Regions from separate parts of the Homo sapiens genome. Here region 2 is linked to region 1. Evidence: chromatin loops called from intact Hi-C (ENCODE). Cell type or tissue: ovary. All regions are shown on one strand. Links, peaks and the distances in the headings refer to the core of each region. The heading gives the core; the rest is flanking DNA. Region 1 overlaps TCF20 (transcription factor 20). Region 2 has its middle 13 kb from the start of TCF20.

Evidence for each region. A loop is a pair of places that touch in the nucleus more often than their neighbours do. Peaks named below come from ENCODE experiments on the same cell type or tissue, not always from the same donor. Only the 100,000 strongest peaks of a DNase experiment are listed, where the experiment ranks them.
Region 2: it touches region 1 in a loop (2.0-fold over the local background); 8 of 110 quality-filtered maps call a loop at or near these places.

Annotation. Positions count from the first base shown.
Region 1 is chr22:42,165,282-42,174,046 of GRCh38, reverse strand. TCF20 (transcription factor 20) reads left to right here. Exons shown (of 6, transcript NM_001378418.1): 4 at 4,151-4,200; 5 at 5,311-5,438. The coding sequence ends at 5,394. Among named protein-coding and RNA genes, the nearest start is that of CYP2D6, 39 kb to the right of the region's middle. In ovary, for the core only: a CTCF peak has its summit at 4,880 (motif pointing left); a DNase peak (open chromatin) is centred at 4,906.
Region 2 is chr22:42,279,639-42,288,403 of GRCh38, reverse strand. It overlaps a transcript of TCF20 not described here. Among named protein-coding and RNA genes, the nearest start is that of TCF20, 13 kb to the right of the region's middle. RefSeq lists enhancers at 4,486-5,335, 5,336-6,186. In ovary, for the core only: no CTCF peak of the experiment used is centred there; DNase peaks (open chromatin) are centred at 4,393, 4,923 and 5,983; H3K4me3 peaks cover 975 bases.

The DNA.
Region 1 (8,765 bases), core at 3,808-6,307:
AGCAGAGAAGCGCAGGACCCTCATTATTAGCTGAGGACTTGTGAGTAAATGGTGTCTGTCATTTTCTGTTTTGGGGCCCATCTTGGTAGCCTGCCTAGTTAAGCTGGTAGCATCTCTATTTAACAGAAGTTGGTGGCCGCGTGTCCAGCAAGACAGAGGGGTCTGGGTTGGGAGGAGTGAGGGTAGGGCTGTCGGCCTCTGGCTTTGCTGCCTCTGCTGCTGTGCACTTTGCTCCTTCATGTGGAGACCTGGGACCCAGAGGCAGTTTCACAAGATGACCATGTCTTGGTCATTGCGGTCTTTTTGATGACCCAAGTCACAGTGACCCAGAGGCCTGCACTGCTCTGTGGGGATGGACGCTTGTATTATTCCACACAGTCTTCTTGGAAATTGCTCTCTGTGTATGATGTAACTTTGTATCCAGGAAACAAGTTTATTGATGGACTTTTCTTTCTAATCATAACAAAAATAAGTCCTTGGTTTGAGAATCCCTAACCTCCCTTATGGAGTAAAGAGCAGTTTAACATTTTCATCTCTGCCTTGCTGTCAACCCACCCAGATCTTTAAAGAGCTGTTGATGTCTCAGGGAAGACTTTTATTACTGGGACATCTCCATAGAAACAGAATCTTTGTTTCATGATCTGTGACTCCTGCCACCTTCCCCCCCACCTGATGTTGACCCTGCATTTCTGACATCATGGTCAGCTGTTTTGTGTTGCTTGTTATGTCATAGGCACAGGATTTGGCTCCAGGTGGGGGGGGTTACAGTAATAAGAGCATGAGCTCTGTTTTTTTTTTTTTTTAATTAATGTATTTAATGCAATGAGCCACAACAATTAAGACGAGAAAAAAAGGCTGTGGTAGCTCATTAATAATTCCACTGTGCGTAAAGAACCTTGTGTGGAGGGTTTTTTTTTTTTCTTCTACTCTCATGAAAAAACAGCTGGGAATTCTACTTTCTGCAGCTCTCGTTGCAGTAGCATTTTAAAGCTGCTATCTCTGCTGCAGACTTTGATCTTGCTGGTGCCATCAGAGCCCTGGATGGGTCATTAGGAAATGCCAGTAGTCTGACTCCTCCCCGGGGGACAGCCGTCTGCCTCACAGGAGCCAGTCCCAGTGCCAAGAGCCCCATATTTCCCTCCTTATGGCCCAGGAGCCTGAGCCTACCCTTCGGCAAGGCAGGGTGGGGCTGGCAGGCCCCTGTGTCCCAAGCCCTGCAGTGTGCCAACATAAGGAATAACAGTAGTACTGGGGTAGAGTGTAGGTGAATTGGAGTCTGTGTCTGCTACACAACAGATCCAAAGGACATTAAACCCTTCTTGTTTTTCCTACCTCCCTCCTTGAGCCCACCATCCTCAGCCTGGGAGCATGTGGATGCATGTGGGTATCTGAAGCTTCACAGAGCTTATAATGAGGAGCTTAGTAAATCCATTCTGCCTTTGAGCTTGAAGAGGGAAATGAAAGTGGCCTTCTCTTCTGGGGGTTGATGTTTGTGTCTGCAAGCCATCTTGTTGACTAGGCCACCTTGTAGGTCTTTTTGAGCTTGGATGATGATCTCGCAAGCTGTTTACTTTGACTTCACTATGCAGAAGTGCTGACTGCGCCCTCTGGACAGTGTAGGATGGTGCCTGGGCCTTGAAGAACACAGATTGAGAGACCTTGACTGGCTGGCCATGTAGGTGCAGTTGCCTGTTCAGAGTCCTCAGAAGAGGTTTTACTACACCTACTGCTCTTCACTCTTCCCTCCCAGCAGGGACTGGTAAGAGGAGAAGCTCCCCTGTGCCCTCCAGGTTTCTGAGCTCTCTAGCTGTGGTTCTGGCCCCTGCCAGGAACGTGAATTGTGCTTCCTGACGGCCTGTGGACATGTATGAGAACAGAGGAGGGCATTGTCTGCACAGTGTTCCTGCATGGGAGGCCTTGTCAGAGATGGACACTGCCTCAGGCAGATTGCTGTAGGAGACTTCATTTCCAGATGTATCTGGCATTAGTTTCAAGTTGTCGTTAGCGTGCATTCATAGTGTCTTACTCTTTTCTGCTTCTAACTCAGAGGGAACGCATTTCCTAACATGAGGCGTGTTTTATTAATGGTCCATCACAGCTGGTCACTGTTCTGTGGCCGTGAGGGAACTGAGCCACCTGCGCCTTTCTGATGGCACCCTTTGCTGCTCGTGTGGTCCCTGTCCTCACTGGTATAAACCCCTGTGGCGTAAGCGTGGCCCAGCCCCACGTGTGCTGTACTGTTTCTGTTTGGCCCAAACTAGAGACTAAGCCAGCATAGTGCTTGCTGCCAGAGCCCAGGTAAGAAGAGAGCATATCCCCTGAGCTCCAGTTGTCTGGCTCCTGCTGTTTATAAACTCTCTGGCAGATTGGAGCAGCGGGAGTCTTGGTCACACTATGTACTTGTGGGTTTTAAATTAACACATTTCATTTATTGCCTTGCTAGTTGCTTGCTGGGGGAGGGGCTTGGAGGTTAGTAGTAAGTTGCTGAGCTCTTGGGCCCACGGAGCCAAGAAGGCTGCCGCCCACTCTCTTAGATACTCATGGGCTCCAACGAAAGACAGGCTATGATGTTCCAGGTCTGGCCAAATATAAAAGGGTCTTTTTGATTTGTTTTAGGATACCGGGACCTGAAAAGTTTTCATGTGTATGTTCATTGCTTATTACTATTGCACTTGAAATCTGTGGGTGCACAGGCTGCTAGTCTGGATCTCAGTTTAAATTTAACAAGGATAAGTACCGTGGCTGCCTCCTGCCATGGTGCCTGGGAGCTCTCTGAGAATGTGTTATCAATATTTATTAACATTCTGCCACCGCGTTTTGCACCAGTGACCTGGCTGTCGGTCTCCAGGAGCTGTGGTGTGCAGAGTGAACTCATTAATTAGATTTCCTTGCCCTGATCCATGCACTACCCTTGTGTGAGAGCTCAGCTCACCTGGAGGCAGATGTGTCCTTGCTGCCATCCAGGATGCTGTCATCATGTTACAAGTTGGAATGAATCATTTTTCCTCCAAGGATTAAAAGCATCCTCATGGGATTTTACCTTCCTCTGAAGCATTTAGTGTGGATTATGTGATTTGTGTTGGAGGCTTCTGTGTCTCCGTGGGTCGTGGGGCAAAGGTGACAGTGGGGCTCTTGGGCCTGGCCACCTTTCTGTCTCAGACACCTGGGCATTCTCTGTACAGAGAAGAAAATACGCGTCTAGATTTTAAAGTGTTTTTACAAGGAGGCTTTGGCTTGAGCCTGAGAAATGGGGTTAGCCTAGAATCAAGGATTTTTAAAATAGCATTTATTGGTGATATCGTGGGAATATAGAAAAGATAAAATTTAAATCAGCTGTATCTTCTTACCCAAAGAGAATTATTGTTACATATTCATAGATTTCCTTTCAGTCTTTTTTTTTTTTTTTTTTTTTTTTTTTTTGAGACGGAGTCTCGCTCTGTCACCAGGCTGGAGTGCAGTGGTGTGATCTCGGCTCACTGCAACCTCCGACTCTCTGGTTCAAGTGATTCTCCTGCCTCAGCCTCCCAAGTAGTTTTTTTTTTTTTTAAGACAGTTTTGCTTGCCTAGGCTATAGTGCAGTGATGTGATAGTAGCTTACTGCAGTCTGAACTCCTGGGCTCAAGCAGTCTTCTCACCTCAGCCTCCCAAGTAGCTGGGACTATAGGCAAGTGCCATCACACCCAGCCTTTCAGTATTTTTTTTTTTTTTTTTAATAGTGACAGGATCTCACTGTGTTGCCCAAGCTGGTCTTGACTCTTGGATTCAAGTGATCTTTCTGCCTCGGCCTCCCAAAGTGCTGGGATTACAGGTGTGAGCCATGGTACCCAGCCCCAAGTCTTTTTTTAATGCGTAGAAACATTTTAATAAAATTAGCACATTTATACATTTGTACATCCTGGTTTTTTCAAGCAGTTTTGTTTCATGGGTGTTTTCCATACCATTAACTCTTTTCAAATGTTAATTTTTAAGTGACCGATATCCATCATGTTAAGGTATCATAGCTTACTTGGGTTGTCTCTAATGTTTTCCTATTAGAAGTAAGTGTAGCGACCTGCTACCTTTATGTCTGACCCTGTCAATCCCAGCCAGCATGACCACACCTATGTCCAGCTGTGAAGTCTCCATCTGACTGTCCCCTTCTGTCTTCCAGATTGTTTGCTACATGAGGAGAACTTCTCGGTGAGGTGCCCTAAGCACAAGGTGAGTCAGAGGCCCCAAGAGCTACCAGCAGGGATGGGATCGAGGGTGGCTCCTCCTGAAAGACCTGAAGACCAGGTGTTGGTGGGCCTCACCCACACCTGTCCCCACCTGTGCCTCCGGCTGTTAGTCCCCTCCTGGCCCTGGGAGGGTGGAGGGGCATGATGCTGAAGGGAGACCCGTGGCATGGGGGCCAGCACTCGGAGTATTATGAGGATCCCAGGAGAAATGTGTTTTGGGAGAGGGGGTGTTTGTCTGTTCATTAAGAGAGGTGAGAATATCTAACTCGATCAAGCCACTGATTTCCACTTGAGGTGAATAGAACCCCAATTCACAGGTTGGCGTTTGGTAAGTCTGGTTCTAGGCCTTGAGGCCTGTGCAAAGGCATCTTCCCAGACTAGAAGTCGAGCTGACCACAAGGCTCTGGGGAAGCTCAGTCTCTTCCAGGTTGTGCTTCTGCAGAAGCAGCCTGATGCACAGTGGATGGGCTGTCTCGGGCTCCACTTCCCAGTTTATTTAGGAGGTGGTCTCGTGGTCGCTTCCTTTAGGAAAGGGTGGGAGGTAAGGGGTGAATGGTCTGTTTGTGGATACCACATATGTGTGTGGGGAGGGTGTATATGGAGAAGGAGCCCCAAGAAAGGATCAGAACGGAGACCACTGCCACCTGATGTTTCCTGCAGGGGCTGCACTGTGTCTCTGGCTGAGGTCACACTGACACCTGGTGGTCACTGGTCACTCGCAGTCTTAAATCTAGTAGGGCCGAAAGTACTAGAAGGAGGTTGTCCAGAGAGGTCTGCCCTCAAAATGCTCCTGAAAGATGCTTGCTTATGCTTTTCTTTAAAAATTATTTCTGGGGAAGGGCGGGGAGTGGTCACAGGATCTTATATTCTCTTTATTTTTACTTAATTTGCATGTTATTTTTAGAACTCCCCTTTTTAAGGGTCACATTTTGCCTCAGAAAACCCTGTCTGAATGTCTCCTGTTTGTCGGTCAGGACTGACTCTGCCTTTTCTTTCCTTTTCCATGTGCCACTCCTGTCCTCCCTTTGCCCTCCCTGATTTCTGCACTGTCCTCTCCCACCTGTCTGTCTCCTCTTGGTTTTGCCCGTGTCAGCCTCCCCTTCCGTGCCCTCTCCCCCCCTTGCAGAACAAGACCGCGAAAGGCAGCCTCAGCACAGAGCAGTCGGAGCGGGGGTGAGGGGGGCAGTGTGCTCGTGGGAATGGAAAGGACAGCAAGCACAGGTGAGTCGGGGCCACCGGGCTCCCTGCATCCTGCCCGGCTCCCAGCAGGCGTCGTTGCCTCTGCCCTCCTGCTCGCTCTATGCTCTGCCACCAGCATTTCATCCTGTGGATGACAACGCCAGGTGGATGCAGTGTTCTTCCATTGGTTACTTAGCTCCCCAGATTATCTGTGGAAAGGAGTGGGGGCTTCTAAACTGTCCACTGCCAATGGGGTGCAGGGTGACTGTTCCTGAAGGCAGCCCTTCAGGGCACAGCTGGCCAGGGGTGGCCTTGTGAGTGGACACAACAGGCTTTTAGGTCTCTTTCTTGGGCAGGGCATCTCTTGCCAGTAGCCCCTGCTCTTTCCCCCGTCTCAGAAAGGGTTCCAGTCAAAGGTCTCTTCTTTTTAATTTACTACATTTCTGTAAAGCTTATGGTGTGTTTTCCTTTGAAAACAACAGAACTCTTGGGTTTTGTTATTAGAAATCTTTTTTTTCCAGTATTATGAAGGATTCCTTTTTGCAGAAGTACAAAGGAAAGAAAAATCCTCAAAGATTTAGTAGACTCTAGCATCTGATTTAATTTTACTCTTAAAAATCTCGAGGCTGGGCATGGTGGCTCATACCTGTAATGCCAGCACTTTGGGAGGCTGAGGCAGAAGGATCGCCTAAGCCCAGGAGTTCAAGACCAGCCTGGGCAACAGTGAGACCCTGTGTCTACATTAAAAAAAAAAAAAAAAATTAGCCGTGCGTGGTGGTACATGCCTTTAGTCCCATCTACTCAGGAGGCTGAGCTGGGAGGATCACTTGATCAAACCTGGAGGTTGAGGCTGCAGTGAGCCATGATCGTGCCGCTACATTCCAGCCTGGGCCACAGTGAGACCCTGTCTCAAAAAAAGAAAAAAAATTCTTGTGATTGAGTTGTGCTTGCTGTGAGTTTGTGTGGGATTATTGTGGTCACGGCCCTCTTGGCAGGCATCTGTGAAAACAGGATGATAGGACTTGGGGTCTCTAGAAGCTGCAGGCCTCTGAGCTCCATGCTGCTCCTTCACCCTCCCTGCGTCACTGAGGCATGAAGGGAAATAGGTTGTAAAGAAAAGAAAAACCAAAATGTACCTTGTGGCACTTGCTGCTACAGGATGGGGCAGGAGGACTAGTTGTCTCAGAAATATTCATTGAGGGGTCATTTCTCTCAAATGGGAGGACTTCTGTGTCGACCTCAGGAGTTTGACTCACACAGCTACGCTAGACGTGTCCCTTCCGGCACCACCATGTGCCTGACCACCTTCTGGAACGTGCCCTCCTCCTTGTTACCACTACTAATTTCCGGAGAAGGCCCCTCGGCTGCCACGCCATTTGAGAAGTCAAGTGGGGGCTGCTGAGTGCCTTCTTGATAGAGCGTTGAGTGTGGTGCCTTTCTCTTTCCTCTTCCGGGGAGTAGGGCTGGCAGTGAAGGGATCAGAGCAAAGTGGGGAGGTGGGTGGAAGCCATTCCATGTGTTCCTGGGTCAGAGGAACCAGATGAGCAAATGAAGCCTCTTGGACTTGGAGTACATTGCCACCATCAGCGAGTGGCTGCTGGTTTTCCAGAACCTGCTGGGCAGCACTGCCTGCTCCTTTTCCTGGGATTAGCCCTTAGGACAAGGCAGCCATTGCATTGCGTGGTTTTGAAAGGACTGTTTCTGTTGGCCCTCCTGCATGTCCCTACGCTCCTGAGGGTGTCACTGTGCCTTCCCATTGTCACCCCTGTGCCAGCACAGGCCAAGATGGTTAGAGTCAAGTTCTGTAGGGGACCACGATGCGTATTCCTGGAATGTGTCCTAGAAGACCTGGTTAAGGAAAGAGCTTAAGTGTTTTTTGTTTTTGTCCTGGAATTGCATCTGTGTTTGAGAAAAAGAAAGTTCAGGCCCTGGGCCTGGTGGACAAATCTCCTGGGGATTTTGTTCATCTGTTCCTCTCTAGTCATTCTTGGGCCTTCCTTCCTAGCTGTCAGGGCCCTTGACTCTTTTTTTTTTTTTTTTTGGAGACGGATTCTCACTTTGTCGCCCAGGCTGGAGTACAGGGGCACGATCTCGGCTCACTGCAACCTCCATCTCTGGGGTTCAGGCGATTCTCCCGCCTCAGCCCTCCCGAGTAGCTGGGACTACAGGTGTGCACCACCACGCCCAGCTAATTTTTGTATTTTTTGTAGAGATGGGGTTTCACCATGTTGCCCAGGCTGGCCTTGAACTCCTGACATCAAGTGATCTTCCCGCCTTGACCTCTCAAAGTGCCGGGATTACAGGCGTGAGCCACGGCGCCCGGCCAACTCTTGAACAGAACAATGAGCTTCATCCTTCTGGGTTGAAGCACAGTGATGAAGTGGCCTCACCCATTGAAGAGAGTCGTCTCAGGTCCATTGAGGTTGAACCATTCCATTCAGCTCTTGGAGGGAGAGGATGGACTCACTGCATCCAGTCCTGTCCATCTGAAATGTTTTTTATGTGCTGTTCCCACAAGGCATATAGCTTTTCCTGGTTTCCCAGTTCAGCAGTGACATTGAGGGTGGTCACCGTCCTTCATTTGTGGTAGAAGCCCTGGTGACTGGGGATAGAATCACACCTCTGACTAAAGGAGGACTCATCTTGGGCCCCATGCTGGGGACAGAGAGCCACCATTATTGGGTGCCCTGACAAGGCAGGGAACAGACAGCGAATGTGCGTGTGTGTCTGCCTCCTAGTGCGCCATGTTCTGACAGAGTGATATGATAGGTGCTGTGTGACTAAGATCAGACTACTCCATGTCTCTGTACTTCGGTTTCTTCTGTAAAAACAGGAATAGCAGTGCCAACCTTTTGAGATTCCATTGGGAAATGTCTCTAAGTGCCAGCACAGCACACTGGCTCTCAGCCCGTTGATCTGCCATGCCTAGCTGTGGGTTTCTCTTGGGAGTTGGAGGGGTCAAGGCAGCAGATTGGACCCTGCAGCTGTCTCTTATAGCAAAAAATACCCAAGGCTTGGGGTTAAAAGATGCCGCCCCTGCCTCCCAGCCTGTGAGGTATCTGGTACCTGACCCTCGCCAGGAGTGCGGAGGGGAAAAGTCCTTCTGCAGGCCCGTGGTTGCCCACTGTCTCTTTGTGCCAAGGGGGTTGCCTTGCTGGCTTGTGTCATTGGTTGGCAGGGCTTTTGACAGTGGAGTCCCTATACCCAGCTCTTCCTCCTGTCGTGAATTAAACAAGGAGGCCCCAGCTTGCCCTAACAGGCCCTGTGGTCCAGCACATGGGAAGCATAACCTTGATCAGGGCTAATGCTGCATCCTGGATGCTATGTACCCTGCACAGAACAGCCATGGATGGACGCTGAGCAAGGCAG
Region 2 (8,765 bases), core at 3,916-6,415, 110 kb before region 1:
CCACCATGCCTGGCTAATTTTTTGTATTTTAGTTGAGACAGGGTTTCACTATGTTGGCCAGGATGGTCTCGATTTCCTGACCTCGTGATCTGCCTGCCTCGGCCTCCCAACGTTCTGGGATTACAGGCGTGAGCCACCGCGCCTGGCCATGCCTGGCTAATTTTTGTATTTTTAGTAGACGGGGTTTTACCGTGTTGGCCAGGCTGGTCTTGAACTCCTGGCCTCAAGTAATTCACCCACGTTGGCCTCCCAGAATGCTGGGATTACAGGAGTGAGCCACCACGCCAGGCCAGCACTCTGATCTCTTAATAGGAAAAGGTCCTGTTCTCCTGGGAGCTCAAGAGGGCTTTCTGTAGGGTGCCCAGCACATACAACTGGCCTGCCTCCTCTTTGCCCAGGGTGCTGGACTTGCCGAAAGCTCTTCTGGTGAAGGAATTCAACCATTGCACTTTTTCGCTCAATTGCTTCACTCCCTGTCTGTTGAACATTTCCAAATCTGATTTGCAGGACTTTTTTTTCTTTTCTTTTCTTTTTTTTTGGCTAGTGAGGCTTTAGACTTCCATGCAACTCACCACGCCCAGAAATGGATGCTGGACCAATTGTCTTTACTCCCCCTTTCCCATGCAAGCAATGTAACGGCCTTTGAAAGGGGGCTGGTTTGTGGTTTTCCAGCAGTAGAATGGTCTGTGGTCTTGAGCAGCTAAATTTGAAACCGGGCTTTTCAGGAGGATCAACTGAGCTCTGAAACAGCTGGGCACAGTGCAAGGTGGCAGGGGTCAGGGACAGGCAGGTGGGGCTCCTTGGGCTTGGCTGTGCTTTCACTGCTGACTCCTCAGTGCCGGGAACAGTAAGAGCTCACACAGCCCTGCTTGAATGAATGCATGCATACGTGATGGGATGGATCTGTGCTATGATGAGATGCAGTAGAGTATGTTGGTTAAAAGCCTAGGCTCTAGAACTGGACAGCCTGGAGTGGAACTCTAGCTCTGCTCTTTGTTAGTGGTGTGACTGGGTAACTCAGTTCCGTTCTCTGGGCCTCAGTTTGCTCATCTGTGAAATGGTTGAACTAGATGATTCCAGCATTCCTCCCAGCTCAGACGTTCTGGTTTCTTTGTTGGCCTTCATCCCCAACAATAATGTGTCCAGAACAAAGGCGTGGTGCTCCCTGAGCCCTCTAGCTCAGCCACCATGCTCCCAAAAACCTGTGCTCCCAAATAGAGGCAACATGTCCTCTCTACCCAAATGTGCCTGGGAGTTGTCGCCTTGGAAATGTGCTTTTTTGCTTCTGGGGTTGGGTGCCCATACCCTCCTATCCATGCATTTGCCCCCTCCTCCCTTCCCCCCAGCCATCCTGATCCAGCTTACATACCTCCTCCTCCAGGAAGCCTTTCCTGATGCCGACTCCCAGCTGTACTCCTTTCAAGGCCCTTCTCTGCATCTTTTGCTCCTGGCCTGGGATCCCACCTCACTCATGTTAGGGTGTTTGTGAGAAGTTATTGAATAATTGTGCACACGTCCTCCACGGTTCAAGGGACTGATGGGAACCCACATCTATTCCTTATCTACGAAGTGCCTGGCCTGGTACGAGGAGGCACATTTGTACTCCTTGTCTGAAATTACCCACGCAAAATCTCAGTGACATAAAGAGTGTTACCCTGCTTCAAAGGAGGAAACTGAGGCTTGGCAAGCTTATTTGGAGCCTAGTCTCTGATCCCCTGAAGCGCACTTTCTTCCCACTGCCACAGCACATCTCTCTCAGACTGTGTTCTGTCCTCTGGACACCTTGCTCTGATTACCCTGATCAGATAAAGTAATCTTGCTGGCCGCTAACTGGGATCGGCTCTTGCTTAGAAAGGCCATTGTAAGCATTTTGTATCTCTTATCTCATGTAATCTTATAGCAACCTTATAAGGTAGGTCCTATTCTTATCCCCATTTTACAGGTGGAGCATGTGTGGCTCTAAGAAGGAACTTACTCAAGGTCACACAGTCACACAGGAAGGAAGTGGTGGAGCCAGGATTTAAAACCAGACAGCCTGATGTAGGTGCCTGCCAAACTGAATTGCAGTTCTTCAATTCACTGTTCCAGTCAACCCTGCCTAGGTTCCTCAGGGCGTATTTCTTGAGTATGCACTGTGTGGATCAGAGGACAAGGGGCAGAGGATGACAGACCCATGTCCTTGGCCAATCTCAAAGCCCCACTGGGAGGGGACAGGTACAGTTCTCTGAGGTCTTTCGAGGGTCTGCACTGTGCTGAGACCCTCTGAAGGGACACTGCTGTTACGCTGTCAGCTTCACATAGGGTGAGGCAGGCTCAGAGGGGTCAGTGGCTTGTCTAAGGTCACCCAGTGAGTGAGTTGGGGAGCCAGGATTTGAACTTGAGCAGTCAGCCTCAGAGTCCCTACCCCTTTCCACCATTTCTTCCTGCCTTACAGGACACGGCATATGAGCTGCTATGGGGGAAAAGCATAGAAAGTGGCATTTGACTTGGACTTGGGGGTCAGGCTTCTCAGAGGAAGTGAGGTCTAAGTCGAGACCCTCATGTAACGCAGGAAGTGGTGGGAGTAGGGGGAGGAGAGAGAACAGCATGTGCAAAGGCCCAGAGGCAAGAGAGAGCATGGTTTGTTTAAAGAACTGGGTGCGGTGGCTCACACCTTTAATCCTAGCACTTTGGATGGCTGAGGTGGGAGGATCACTTGAGCCCATGAGTTCGAGACCAGCTTAGGCAACATAGTGAGACCCTATCCCTACAAAAAAAATAAAATAATAATAAAATAAAATAAAAATAAAAACCAAAGAGCACAGAATGAAGGCGTTTGTTCTAGGTTTCTTCACTGGCATTTCCAGTTGCAGTCTTTGAGTAGTAGTTTATCTAGAAGGGCTGCGGAATGCCTCCTGTGGATTCTGTACCATGTTAGGTCCTAAATGCAGACGCAGCCCTTGGTAGGGGCAGGGACTGGTGCGCTGCTCGGAGGGGGTCCCAAGGACCGAGGCGGGAATACTAGCTCCAGGATTAGGGAAGGGCCAGGAGGAATGGAAGTACTTTATAGTCGGTGGGAGCTGCCTTGTGTCCTTGCCTGTAACCCTGACATCCTAGATATGGGAAGGATGAAATGAGATAACCAGGACCTGGCGCTTAGTAGGCCCTCACCAGGTGCCAGGCACAGAAGCTCAGTGGCAGGCGTGTGCCAAGTTTGGGGCAGCCAGTGGTCAGCAGCCCAGCTGCCCCGTGGCACCAGGGAAGAGGGGAAGGGCCCTGCCGTGGAGTAGGCAGAGCAGGGCCTGGAGGGGCCCTGGGCCAGGGGCCTCAGGCTGAAGCGAGCATGGCCGAGTGAAGTGCATGGCCTCTCACTGGAGGGCAGAGGCTGGAACACTGGACAGGGAAGTCCCCACCAGGCCAAGGATGGCTTGAACAGCTACGGAGTAGGCGGCTCAGGTCAAGGATCTGGCCACGGCCCAGAGTCCAGGCACTGGACACTTGGGTCTCTGTTGTGTCCCAATGCTTCCTGGGCCTTGGTTTCCCCATCTTGACACGGGGCGTTGGTGCTTACCTCTCAGGCATTGCCATGGGGTAGGAAGGGGGTGTGAAGCGCCTGTGCTGGGCTTGCAGGTAGTAGGTGCTCAGCCCCTCGGAACGGACGCTGCTGTTGTACACAGAGAAACAGAGCCAGGACCCCAGGCCAGGCCTCCTCTTGCTGTGGCCTCCCTGAGATGGGACTTGGGACAAAAGGTGGTCGGGACTGCCATGCCCTGCCCTTTCCAAGCCCACCTTTGTAGGGGGCAGCCAGGGCTCACTCCAGTGGCCCATGAAGGCTTTAGCCCTGGAGCTGCCCAGCTAGCCCTTCAGGCTCTGGGCCACTTTGCTGGCCTCACATCCCAGCTCACCTTCCTGCTCTGCAGCCTCAGAGATGCCCTTCCCTTTCTGAGCCTTGCCAGGTAAAATGCAGCCCTCTCTGGTCCTCGTGACGACCACCTAAGGTGCTGGGTGCAAATCCCCAGCACACAGTAGGTGCTCTATGAACGGTCACACTTGCCTTTACCCCACAGTCTCCAAGCACAGCAGTGAGCTGCGATTCTCACCTGTGGTGGGCGTTGGCCCCTTTTAAGCCATTTACTCTGGGGCCAATTATAAATAGACACATAATCGCCCCTATCTATAGAGATAAGACATACTCTTCAGATGAGCCCGCCCCTCCCCTGCCCCCCTCCACGCTGGCACGCGCTCTCCGCAGTTGAAGGCGAGGGGGGATCGGGTGCTCCCCTCCCTCCTCCATCCATCCATCCCTCCTCCCCGCTGCTCCTCCATCTCCACCCTGCAGAGGTGAGATCGGCAGGGGCCGTGATGTCAGAGGCTCAGCTGATGTCACCGCCCCGGCCCTGTGACTTCACTTGCCGGCTTGGGCAGGAGGAGCCGCGAGGAGGCTGAGAGCCGAGAAACTGCCCCCCTTTCCTTTTCCTTCTCCTTTTTTCCCTTTCCCCTCCTCCCCCGCCTCGGCTCAGGAGTTGTTTTCCTCCCCCGTGGTCGCCGGGCTGGCAAGGGGTCTGGGGCAAGGGCCAGGGAAGGATGCGGCTGCAAAGGTAACGGTGTGCGCGGTGCCTCTCCCGCGGTCGTGAAAGTTTGCTCTGGCGTGCGAGGCGTGCCCGCCGGGTGCTCCGCCGCGCCGCGCTGCCCTGGCCCGAGGCTCCCCGGGGGCGGGCAGGGGCCGCGCCGGGCCAGGGCAGGGCTGGGCAGGGGCCTCCCGGGCGGCCTTTACTGCCTTGTCCCCATCAAAGGCCGCAGCTGCTCGAGTGGCGGCTGTAGCTTTGAAACTGCCATAAAGAGCGATGGAGGGCGGGGAGGCGGGGGATGTTCAGAGCAGTGCCCAGGAGGGTGGCCGGGAGAGGAGGGGCCCGAGGGGGCTGCTCGGGGAGCGCGGCAGCAGCAGGGGCGTGAAGGGCAGGGCCCCGGGTCACAGTCCCAGGGGCCGAGTGCCCGCCCCCGTCCCCTCCGGTCCAGATCCAGCCGCGCCCCCGTCCCCTCCGGTCCAGATCCAGCCGCCGTGCGCAGCCAGCCCGGGTGTGAGGGTGCAGAGCGGCGGGGGGTTGGGGCTGGCTGCTCCCTCTCCCCCCCTCCACTATTTCCAGGCATGTTCTTCCACCTCCAGCAGGCCATTTGTCAGTGGTGATGCGGGACAAAGGAGGGGCAGTGGGTGGTCTGCTGCGAGTTGGGCGATGGGCACGGAGCGAGGGCCGAGAGAAACGCCAACAATGAAGAGGCAGATCGAGGGCTTTGCTCATTCAGGCTGTCGAGGGAGCCGTCATTTTGTGTTAGCGTGTGTGTGTCTGAGGTGGGAGGAGGAAGAGAGCGGAGAATGACAGGAGAAGGATTATGACATTGTGTTGTCTCTGTTTGTGGTAAATGCAAATTTGGCACCAGTGGTTTCCCGGGAAAAGGAGCAGCAAGTAACCCAGGCCGAGGCCCTGGCCCAGACCCACGGAGGGAGCCCGTGCTGGGCGGCGTGGGGCTTTATTTGGCCCTCCCTTTTTTTCTATCTGGCGTGTGCTTCTTGCATTTATTTTACAGTGAAGAGCTGGAGACAGACAGGCCGGCGAGGCAGGAGGAGCCGGCCCCCTCCTCCCAGGCATGGCAGCCCCTCCTCAGCTCACCCCGGAGGAGGCCTGGGCAGCTCTCCCAACCCCCAGGCGCTGTCCCAGCTCTCCGGCCTCCCTCCCAGGTCTCTGCCCCCAGCCAGGGTCACCGTTCCATCATTCTCTTAGCCTGGGCAGCCTGAGGTCTCTGAAGGCTACTTCTGCCCGCAGCTGCTTCCCAAGCGTGACCAGAGACCGAGAACCTGGGACCGAGGCTGGGATGGGGCTTTGCAGAACGAAGGCCAGGGCTGGGCGCTCCCCCGGCTACAGTGCTGGCCTGGCTGGCCTGGAGGTTGGCAAACAGCTCTGCAGCCAGGGGCTGTTAGCACAGCCTCCTGGACCTTGACTCCTCTGACGGGCCCATGAGGGCAAGGGAGCTTGAGCCTGCCCTGGGCCAGGAAGCGGCCATGGTACAAGTCTCTGGGCTGCCACAGGGCTCAGGCAGGTGCAGTGACATGGGCGCAGGTGGTCAGTGTGTTTACAGCAGGCCTCCAGAGAGGGCATGGTGGAGTGAGTTTTACCAGGGCCAGGCCGTAGCTCAGGCCCTAGCAGAGACTGTGAGTTCTAAGCTGAGAAGCCAGGGCAGGAACCATCTACAGGCAGAAGGTCAGGGGAAGGCTGTGGCTCTCCTTCCAGTCTCCCTTCCCCTGGAGCTGGTCCCTAACCTGACGTCACCACCTCCTCTTTTCTGGTCAAGTCTTCTGGTCTCAATTCACTTCCTCCAGGAAGCCTTCCCTGTCCTTCTCTCAGGTGGACTTGGGTCCTGTGCCTGGCCCACCTTCTTTGCCCTCTCACAGTCCTGACCACACAGACGTGGGTCTGTCTCCCTGTTAGGCCTTTGGGTGCAGAGCCTGGGTGACCATCCTTGGTTACAGGGACACTTAAGGCCTCCCCTCTGCACTCCTGGCACCTGCCCAGAGCTGGGCATAGAGGAGCCCTGTTCCTAGAGCTCAGAGGAACACACCCAGACTCAGACCCCCCAGGAAGTGGGACCACCAGGATGGAACAGCTGCCCTCTCCCCATGTCCTAGACGGTGTGATGGGCTCACTTCCTTTGGGCAAACTCACCCCAAGGGGTTTTTTCCCCACAGAAATCTTTTCCCTGAGTACCCCTGTGAGGTCTGACAGGGAAATCAAGAGAGGCTTCACAGAGGAGGTGGCATTTGAAGGCCTTGAAGAGTGAGTAGGAGTTTGCCGTGCTAAGGCAGGAGAGGGTGTACCATCAGAGGGAAGTGCAAGAACAGCGCATCCAAGGTGTAAGAGGCGGGTTGCACTCTGTGGCTGAAGCCGTTGGAAGGGAAGAGTGGGGAGAGGCGGCGACAGTGGAAGTGGGGCCCTTGTTTCACTGGCTGGGGGAGCCACTTGTGGAGGAAGGGAGAACCTGACCTGATGACAGACTGGGCGGTGCCACATGGACACCGCAGTCATTGCAAACTCGCCTTCTTTGGACCCGTTTTCAGGATCTTGCAAAGCTGGCTTGTTCTAGCTGCTCCCAAGCCAGCCTCTCTCAGGCTGCCTTGTGCTGGGATTCCCAGATGGCCTCAGATTTGAATTTAAAGACCAGCTTGGGTCTTCTTTTAATTTGGAGTCTCAGGACCAGCCCAGGCCACATTCTGAGCTGGAACCAAATTGGCGGGAAGCAGTTTGGATGCCGATCAAGGGGTGAAGGGTTCAGGAGCAGCTCCTCCAGCCTGGGACCCCGAGATGACTGGAGGCTCCTGTGGGAGACTGGGGTGGCTAGTCCCCCAGACCTATCCCCAACGGAGATGGCAGCACAGAGGGGTGGCCAACGTCCTGAGGCCAGACTGCCTGGGTTCAATCCTGGCTCTCCCATTTCCTAGCTGTGTGGCTTCAAGGAAGTTACCTGCCCTCTGTGAGTCTTTGTGTTCTTGGGTAATAATAATACCTACATCACAGGGCTGAGGTGAGGATTACATGAGATCATTCTCACAAAGCAGTCAGCCAGAGCCTGGCTCCCAGGGGGCACTGAATAATTGTTAGCTTAAAAAAAGATAACTCCAGAGAGCAAAGGCTCTAGCACCTAGTGTCTGGGGTCTAATCACTCAATCCATCTGAGCCTCAGTTTCCCTAGTTGTAAAATGGAGATGGTCATCGTGTCTGGTAATAATAGCCAAGACTGAGGAGCACTGACTGCGAGATTTGCAGGCTGTGTTCTAGTTGCCTAACTATGTATTAGCTTAATAGTCTCTCCCCACCCTGAGCCACATGTAGGGGCAGAGCAGGGGCCAGGGCAGCCTAGAAACTAAAAGTGTGCAGGGAAAAGCCCCAGAGATTTGGTAGTTTCTGGGTGAAGCTAAACCAGTCCCCTTGCTTAGCAAAGGCAAGAACAGAGGGAAGTGGATGGCTGGAGTGTGAGGCATGGAGACCACAAAGGCCCACCCACCACTGTAAATGAGCTGCCTGGGGCTGGACGCCCCTCATACGTGGCGGAGTCACCTACACACCGTGGGGCCTTGAGCGAGTTGTGACCACCATCCTGGACTTCGATTTCCCTAGCTGTGTGAGGCGGACTTGGGTCTGTTCACCTCTCAGGCCCGCCACTGCTCTAAGGGGCTGTGATTCTCTTGTTGCTTTGGTTTTCTTGGAAGGTTTCCATGTAGGTAGTGACTTGGGCGGTATCATCTGCCCATTGATTTTTCCAGAAAGGATGCTTTCTTCCCTCCCATTCTGCACTCAGCCCACAGATGAGTGACCTCTTGCCTAGCTTTCCCATTTCTCCTCCTGTCCCTGCTAGTAACTCACCTGGTCTAGGCTCAGGGACCGAGAGGGCCCAGCCCAGTAGCAGCTCCCCAGAGGCCCCCAGAGGGCACAAGAGCCCCATAGACAACACACCCCATCACCTGTGAGGAGCACCTGGGGTGGTGTCTACGGGGCTGGGGAGCCACATCCAGCCCACACATGGCTTTGTGAGCCCGATTGCCACGGAGGCCCCCAGTGGCTCATTCACTCTCCCTCCTCCCCTCAGCAGAAGCTTTGGGATCCAACAGGTGTGGCTTCCTCCTTGCTCCGCTGTGTCTGCTGGGTGACTGTAGGCACCACACCTCCCTGAGCCTGTTTGCTCATGGGGTGAATCGTCCCACCTCACGGAGCACCTGAGGCTGGAATGATGGCAACAGC